Linked DNA regions of Mus musculus: region 2 is linked to region 1. The links are chromatin contacts, found by Hi-C or POLR2A ChIA-PET in ENCODE. All regions are on one chromosome and are shown on one strand. Each heading gives the region's core, a stretch centred on a gene start or an enhancer-like site at or near the end of the contact. The rest is flanking DNA. Distances are from core to core; before and after follow the strand shown.

Evidence for each region. A loop is a pair of places that touch in the nucleus more often than their neighbours do. ChIA-PET counts read pairs that join two places held with the same protein, here RNA polymerase II (POLR2A).
Region 2: POLR2A ChIA-PET joins it to region 1 with 21 read pairs in embryonic stem cell. The contact joins the promoter of Efs here to the promoter of Bcl2l2 in region 1. A Hi-C loop is called at or near these places in 1 of 37 maps with a recorded cell type or tissue (left cerebral cortex). POLR2A ChIA-PET finds 5 or more read pairs at or near these places in 4 of 5 experiments (Patski and embryonic stem cell).

What each region holds. Positions count from the first base shown.
Region 1 is chr14:54,880,727-54,885,173 of GRCm38, forward strand. Bcl2l2 (BCL2-like 2) reads left to right here and starts at 2,699. Exons shown (of 4, transcript NM_007537.1): 1 at 2,699-2,780; 2 at 3,071-3,158; 3 at 3,648-4,087. The coding sequence starts at 3,656.
Region 2 is chr14:54,925,027-54,929,124 of GRCm38, forward strand. It overlaps Efs (embryonal Fyn-associated substrate), which reads right to left and starts at 1,762. Exons shown (of 6, transcript NM_010112.4): 1 at 412-1,762. The coding sequence starts at 429.

The DNA of each region.
Region 1 (4,447 bases), core at 1,449-3,948:
GTGTGCGGTGTACTCCTTTAATCCCTGCACTAATCAGGAGATGCAGAAGATTCGTTAAGGTCATCTTCATCTACATAGTGAGTTCAAGGCCAGCCTGGACCCCACTGCAAAATAGTGCCCCACCCCAAGAGTATTTATTTCTGGTCAATGTCTTAGAATAAACCATGGTGCAAATGAAATCCTTAAACTAGATTGTTACATTGCCTTTCCGATAGATAGTACCATAGCCATTTTGAATAAAACTTCCGTTTTTGATAGCTGTCAAATGGTTTAACTTTCCAAGACCTCCCTGGGTAACTGACATCCTGGTTGGCAAGTTGAGACATGAATGCTAGGCAAGTCGCCTCGCCACAGATGAATAACCCAACCAATGGGAGCGAGATAGGTGTACCACAAAGACGTGTTCCTAAGGCGGTTGGTCCCCTGTCCCTAAATCCTGAGTGGTGGGATAACTTGGCACACATACTTGTGGATTTCAGGCTTAAGAGTTTAGTAGGTTAGAATCATAGTCTCAGCTCCCAAGTTTGATCATTCAGTCCTGAGGTGTGTTTTCAATAAACTGTCCCTGCTTGATTGAAATCAGTGTCCATGTGGTTTGTGGGCGATGCCTGTACCCCAACCAGATCTGTCTCTAAAAACAAATGGGGGTGTCCTGCAGGTGGCATCTAGAATGATCAGTTTAAGAACAAAGGAGACACGGGGACAGGTAGAACGCTAGAACTGCACAGAAGTGGAACAGGCTGTACGTTCAGAGCAAAGGACTGAGCAGGAACTCAGAACTGCTGTGGATTCCAGCTGGAACAACAGCACTGACTGCCAGAGGGAAAGGAGGTCATTCTGAGGCATTCATTGTCAAGAGTTCAAACACAGGTCAGACTGATTTAGACTGAAGTCCTCACTCCTCTCCTTGGATGTGTGGATTTGGGTAAATGGTTTAATCCTTCCAAGTCTCAGCTTCCCCTTTTCAAGGAATAAGGATCAAGCAGTCTCAGGAATGAGGTGAGAATAAAACTTATACATGTAAAGAAAGATCTGTGGCTCACACCTGCAATACCATTTGGACTGCTGGCATAGACAGATTGTGAGTTCAAGGTCAGACTGACCTACAAGGAAGAGAGAGAGAGAGAGAGAGAGAGAGAGAGAGAGAGAGAGAGAGAGAGAGAGAGAGAGAGAGAGAGAACAATCAAAACAATCAATTCCCATAATGGATTGCTACTATGATCATTGTGGCTTCTCCGGTGACCACACAGACAAGTGGGAACATCAAGGTTTAGTGGGAGAAGCAAGGGGAAGTAACAAGAAAGAACTGAAGGAAAGAAGCATAATTGGGTTGCCTCTTTCTGGCCTTAACTGGAGTTCCAGAGCTGAAGAAATGGCAACCTTCAGGAGTCCTGGGTGGGGGGAGAGGTGGGAGGATCAGCACACTGATGAGTGCCCTCCTGTGGATCTGCTGTAGTCAGAAAGCTTCTTGCCCTGGAAACTTGCTCTACAGAAAGATATTATCACATGCTGGATAGTGGTGCCTCGGGCCTTTAATCCCATAGTGTCTGAGGCAGAGGCAGGCCAATCCCTGTGAGATCGAGGCCAGCCTGCTCTATAGAAGTGAGTTCCAGGGCAGCCAGGGCTACACAGAGAAGAAACCATGTTTCAAAATACACACACACTCGGTTTTTATATATACATATTTTTACATATATATATATACATAAATGCACATATAAATAGATATATGTATATTATATATACATATATGTGTATATTATAAATATGTATATGGAATATATAAAAATATAAAAATATTTACATATACTATACTGATATACTTTATATTTATATGTATATTGATACATTTATAAATTATATATAACATATATATTTATACTTATAAACATATTTATATTGTATGTGTATATATAAAAGCACATATTTATATAAACATATGTGTATGGATAAATGTATATATAATCCATGTATATGTGAATGTAGATATTCACATGTAAATTATAGATATATGTAATCTGTAAAACAGGTATTAACCCAACATTGGTAACCTGTATTTAGAGAGGGTGTGTAAGATTAGTAAGCTTGTATCAATTTGTGCCTTTTATTGTTTGATTTTTGTTTTAAATAGTAAGAATTAACTCCTGTGGTGGGTAACAAATGAAAAGAAAATCAATCTGATTACAAAAGATGAAGATTGCTTGTGGACACTGTAAACCAAGGCCTGACACCTTGATACCTAGCTGAAACTCCAGCCAAGGAAGAGCCCACTGCATTAAAGGTCCTGAGGGGAAGTATTTTTGTGTTTAGTGTTTCTACTAGCCCCACAAGGGCAAGAGGTTGTTCCCAGCTTAATAGGAACTGCTCTGCTTTTCCTAGGCACGCAATCCAAGCTGGAAAGTTCAACAAGTGCGTGAACAGAAGAGACCTTCCGGAAATGCTGAATTTGCACTGAGCTGCTGAGGCCCGGTGTGTTTCTCTGGGGACACTGCGGGCTTCGCAGGCAGCCGGCACAGGTCACTATGGCCTCTGAACAGCCCTTCAATGGCCCTCTCTTCCTGGAGTTGTGGCTCTTCCCAGCCCTGCCTCCCAGCCCCGCCCCTCTCTCTGGACGCATCTCTGTGTCCCATCATCACCCGGCGCCGGGCCCTCCCTCCCTGCCCTCCCCTCCTCCCTCCTTCCTTCCTTCCCTTCCTCCCTTTCTCCCTCCCTCCCTCCCTCCCTCCCAGCTCCTCCACCAGGAAACAACCGGATTCCGGATCCCGGCTGCGGCCTGACCCGTGAGATTCCTTAACCTGGCTGGCGGGCGGGGTTGGAGACCAGCTAAGGGTGGGGGAATGGGAGGAGCTGGGCCTTTGGGCTGCTCTTGGGGGTACCGGGAATAGAGATGGTGTCGGCAGGAAGCCCGTGGTCCCGGGTTTCCCAAGAGGGCAGTCATTAAACACGGAATCGGTCCCACAGCTGGCAAAGCTTTGGAGGTAGGGGCCCAGTCCCAGGCGCTGCAGTTCCAGTTCTTTCCGGGCCAGACCCAGGCCTTTCCCACCTAGTTCTCTCTCCCTCCCCTTTTCAGGGCTCCACTCTAGCCGGGAGGATGAAAGGCCTCAGCTGGGGGCTCCCTGCCACCAGCACTGGGTCCTAAGAGCTGCCATCCAGGCTGGGTAAGTGTCCTCTTCCTTTCTGCCCCATTACAGCCCTTGGCTTTTCCCATCTTCCTATTCAGCCCCTGTCTCCTCCCTATCTTGTGCCTCTGCCAACATCTTCGCATCATGCTCCTGGGGAGGTCTTAAGCCCCTTCCTATAGCCAAAAAGGGGTGTGTGTGTGTGTGTGTGTGTGTGTGTGTGTGTGTGTGTGTGTGTGTGTGTGTATAGAGGTGGCATACAGCTGGTGCTGTCGTATGAAAGGAATCTGAAGTAGTCTAAAAATAAGATTTCCTGTTGCACACTTAATTTGACATGTTATACGTGGCCAGCTGCTTATGCTCTGAACCTCCCCATGACTTAAATCCGTTGCTCTTTCTTGGCCCTGCCCAGTGCCTCTGAGCATTTCACCTATCTCAGGAGCTTGATCAAATAGGAAATGTCCCTTCTTGCTCTCTGTCAATAATTTCCTTATATTTATGTCAGTCTGTCATCCTTGCCCCTTTCAGCCGCCCGGATGGCGACCCCAGCCTCAACCCCAGACACACGGGCTCTAGTGGCTGACTTTGTAGGCTATAAGCTGAGGCAGAAGGGTTATGTCTGTGGAGCTGGCCCTGGGGAAGGCCCAGCCGCCGACCCGCTGCACCAAGCCATGCGGGCTGCTGGAGACGAGTTTGAGACCCGTTTCCGCCGCACCTTCTCTGACCTGGCCGCTCAGCTACACGTGACCCCAGGCTCAGCCCAGCAACGCTTCACCCAGGTTTCCGACGAACTTTTCCAAGGGGGCCCTAACTGGGGCCGTCTTGTGGCATTCTTTGTCTTTGGGGCTGCCCTGTGTGCTGAGAGTGTCAACAAAGAAATGGAGCCTTTGGTGGGACAAGTGCAGGATTGGATGGTGGCCTACCTGGAGACACGTCTGGCTGACTGGATCCACAGCAGTGGGGGCTGGGTAAGAAGTTCTCAATTGCTGCTCTCCGCATCCCTCTACAAAGTTGGTCTTCATGGGAAAATAGGGCCTCTGATGGGAGGCTGGGGTTGTGCTGGGAAGGGCTGAGTTCCCTTATTTAAGTGGAATCAGACTGAGAGCATCAAGCTCACAGTACTCCAGGGCTACCATGTAGTAGTAGCTGGATGGGCTTCACGGTCCCAAGCAGAAGACTGAATATAGAGTTTTATAAACAGAGAACCTTCAGCGAATAATTGTGACCCCTGCGTACATAGTATGGGTGGTGAGGCCGGTCAGGGATGGGTCATGGCTAGGCAAGCCTTAGCAAAGGATGCCAGTTCTGAACGGAACTTTATTGCCATG
Region 2 (4,098 bases), core at 512-3,011, 43 kb after region 1:
TCCCCCCAATCCTTTAGAGTTGGGCTTCCTTGGCCTTCCATTTTCCTTGGGCTTCCTGGTCTTTGTCAGAAAACTCCTTTTACTTACCTCCCAATTACAAGCCCCTGCCAACCCCCAATAGGCATCTGTTTCCACCCAGCAAGAGCAGATAGGATGGGGTTACACTCCGCCCTCCCCCCTCATCCCCCAACTATCCACAACCACTATAAAGAAAGAGAATAGGGAGAGAGGAGGAGGGGCCAACCCAGAACCAGAAGGCACAGGGGATGAGGACTGAGAGGGAGGGAGAAAGGAACAAAAGAGGACAGGCTTCTGGGAGAGATCACTGAGTGGATAGAAATAAACAGGACAGTGCCATAGAGCAGGTTGGAGGTGTCTGCCTGGCAAACCTCCTTTCCCTGGTGAACTCACCGACGTGGCAATGGCCATGGCTCTGGCCTCCAGCGTCGCCTGCTTCAGGCCAGGCTCTGTTTCGCTGACTTCAGCGATGGCTGCCCCACACCATGGTTCCCGGCCTCCAAGTCAGAAGGTCACCCCAAGCTGTAGCGCTTGAGGAGATAGATGCCTCCCCCCAAAGTTGGAGGAAGAGAAAGAAAACCCACAAAACTTTCCAAATAGGAGGCAGCTTGGCCAAGCAGGAGGAGGAGTAAGGCGGGCCTGGGCGTCGCTGCGGGACCTCATCCAAGGGGCGCGCTCTAAATTGTCCCCCAGGGTCTCTCGGGGCTCCAGGCCCCCACAGCTGCCGCCTTAAGTCGCAGAGGCCTCCTGGACTCACATGGGCTCACAGCTCACTTCCCAGGCTAAGAGACAGGAGCTGTGGCTGCTTTCGACGCCTCTCCAAGCAGCTCAGGCTAGCCCCGAGGGCTGGGAGAAGCCGCCTGAGTGGTTGGGCTGGACGAGCGACTCTTGGGGCCAACCCTCCCCCAGCGGCGCAGAGCGGTGCTCCCAGGGCTGTCTGTGGTCGTGGCAGCCGGGCCACTGCGGCGGGACCCGCGGGGAAGGAGGAGGAGCGACAACTGAGCTGCGTGTCGCCAAACTCGCTCAAGTCAGCGCAAAGGCCGGCGCCAAAAGGCCTAAGAGCGCGTGGCGGTGGAGCTGGGCTGTCTGCCCAGGCCCGCGCCGAGGCGAGCTCTCCCGGCCACACTCCTTCTCAACACAGCCGGGTCTTGGAGGTGGCCGCCAGGCACCTCTCAGTCTCAGCGCTCAAGGGCGCGCACCACCCTTTGCCCCAGGCACCCCTCTGGCCCCAGTCCCCGCTCACACACCCTGGACCGGGCCCTCGGCGCGTCCCAAAGCTTAGGGAAGCTCCAGGTGTCTTGGGAAATGAAGAAAAAGGCACCGAGCAAAAGGGAACAGAGAAGGGGAGGAGCAGTGCTGTGGGCTCGCCTAGGGTCGAGGTGGGGACACTGAGGGTTAGAAAAGGTCCGGGGTCGCGCGCGGCCCCCGATCACCCCTTGCACTCCGCGCCCCTTCCCTCCCTTGCCCGGGCTCCCGCTCCCCCTCGGCAAGCTCTCCCTCCCCTCCCCGCAGGCCCATTCCTCTCGCGAGGGGCTCGGGCCAGGGGATTAAGAGAAGGGGGAGGAAGGGGGAAGGGGAAGCTGTAGGGAAAGGGGACGATCCTTTCCGAGGCGGTGTTGAGTTTCAGCTCCAGACCCTCGGGCCAAACTGCGCGCCCCAGCCCGGCCACTCTCCCCCGCACCTTCCTCCTCGGGACCGCGCAGCAGACCGCGGGGTGGTCTGGTCCGCGCGCTCCGGGGAGCTCGGCTCTGCCCGACACGCCCCCGCTCTCCCCCGCCAGCCCCACGCCTCTCCCTGCCTCCCTTTCATTAGCCCCACATCTGTCTTTCCCGAGGGAGGGGACGCGCTGCTTCCGCCGCGCGCTAGGGTCCCGGCGGTTTGAGCACGCTGACTTTGCAGGGGCTCAAACCGGCTGCGGGGGTGAGCCGGGGAGGTCCAGAGGGCCACAGGCTTGGAGTCTGGTGCTGAACAAAGATTCTGGCCCTTGGGAGAGAACAAGAAGCTTTAGCGGCTGGCACCAGATCCCAGGCTGGCCGGTTGCACCGCCTTTTAGCCTCCTTTGCCAGTCCGGGCCTGTTTCTTGTCTTTGGTTTGGCCCTCGCTGCTACTGGAGCAGCTGGAGTAGAGATCGTAGGCAGAAGATGACAAAACTCTTTCTGAGGGGCTGGAATCGGGAGTTTCAGCCAAACCCCAGCTCCTTGCCTCCTTTCCCCTTCCTGCGGCCTCCCTTCAGTCGCCCTCTTCTCTAGCCTTTACTTCGAGGAGATATACATCAGAGCTTCTCAGGGTTGGGAGAGATCTGTCTTCTTCAAAAGAAAAGAATTTGGGGCGGGGTGGGGGGAGTGTGTCCTGGTAAGCAAGCTGCTAAATAGAGGTGCAAAGCTGTAATGTTTCCCCAGTGTTTACGTTTAACAAATGAGCACTTTAAGCACAAACAGACAACGAGCTTAGTCGTAACCTCTTTACAAGAGAACAGATAAAATCTTACTTAAGGACCTTTGTGAACTGGAGGCTTTGAGACCACTGTTGCTCCACCACACCACAGTGTTCCACAAGCTTAAGCACAGCATTTTCCCAGAACCACCCGAGGGGACAATGTTTACTGCCTGGTTACCTAGAACCCTCTGCCGAGGGAGAGGGAGAGTTGGCACCTAAGGGTGGCTCAGTGAAAGTTTCAGGATGAACGCGGGATGAATGGTGCTGGCCCTGGTCAGTGATGCTGGAGGGCAGACTTCATGCCCTGGCTGGAAACCTTCAACAGACTCAGGCTCCATTAGAACGAAAAGGAATTTTCGGGGAAGCTAAGCAGAAGGATGTGAAAGGTCCAGGCAGGGCTGCAGTTTGAGAGATGGGTGGGGACCTCAGAGCTTGAGGAATGACTTTAGGTAGGGGCAGCTTCTGTCTTGGGAGTGAATCCTGGCTTGTTAGCTCTGATACCTTGGTCTAGTCATAGCCATCCGGCAGTTTTAATTCCTCCCGTGTAACAGTTGCTTTGGCAAGGAGAACACAGATGGAAAATGCCCCTTCTTCCTCTAACAACACTTTCACGAAAACCAGATGTTCTCAGCTGAAGGAATGGGAACCTTTGCTGCAGTCTTGGTTGGTTTTTTTTATTCTTCTGGAACTCACTCTGTAGACCAGGTTGGTCTCAAACTCAGAAATTCACCTGCCTCTGCCTCCCAAGTGCTGGGATTAAAGGCATGCCCCACCACTGTCCGGTCCTTTCCGACATTTATATACCCCCACTTCTGCCCTCTCCTTTAAGGTTGCAGGTACTCAGGTATTCAAACTAGGAAGAATTCTAGCCTCAGGGAGCGCTTGGAGAAAACTGGCTGAATGGGGGTGATGCCTTGTATAGAGAGCAGCCTCCTATGGTCTTACACCATGGTTTGGCCACATTCAAAGAGTAGCAAAGAAGGAAGTCTTCCCAGCAGGGTTCATCTATCTTTTCCCTTCCTTGTCCCACCCACATGCTCCTCCCTCCTCCTCCTCCTCCTCCTCCTCCTCCTCGCATCCCAGTCCCCTCTTCACCCCTAGTTTTCCATTCACGTTATCCTGTTGCTTCTGAAATGTGTCAGAGCCTCCAGACCCTTCCCATCACCACGCCAAAAAGGCCTTTCCCGTTAGCATTGCCTTTCCACCCTCTCCAGTCTCTCACCCCCACAGCAGCTCTGTGCTCCTCCTATGTCGGAGCATGGTCTCATTCTCTTCATTGTGCTTTATGTTATAATCAGAAGGCATCGTTCTCATTGTTGATCATCTGTCTCCTAAACTGTAAGCCCTGGGAGGAAGAGGCCTGTCTCTCTTATCTTCCTCTTCATTCCTAGCACTTAGAATGTCAGTGTCTGGTGTGCAGTAGATGCTCAATAAATATGAGCGAACAAATATTTGATGAATGAACACAGGAGCTTTGAATATAGGGCAACATTGGGTTAGCCTTGGAAGGTAAATTGGGTTAGCCTTGGAAAGATACCATAACTGGGTCCTTTCACTCCTCATCTGATAACTCCATGTGTTTCCCAGATCAAACTGGGTTCTCCTGGAAGGTAGTCTCCTGGGCCTGATTGTTCAGTACTTAAC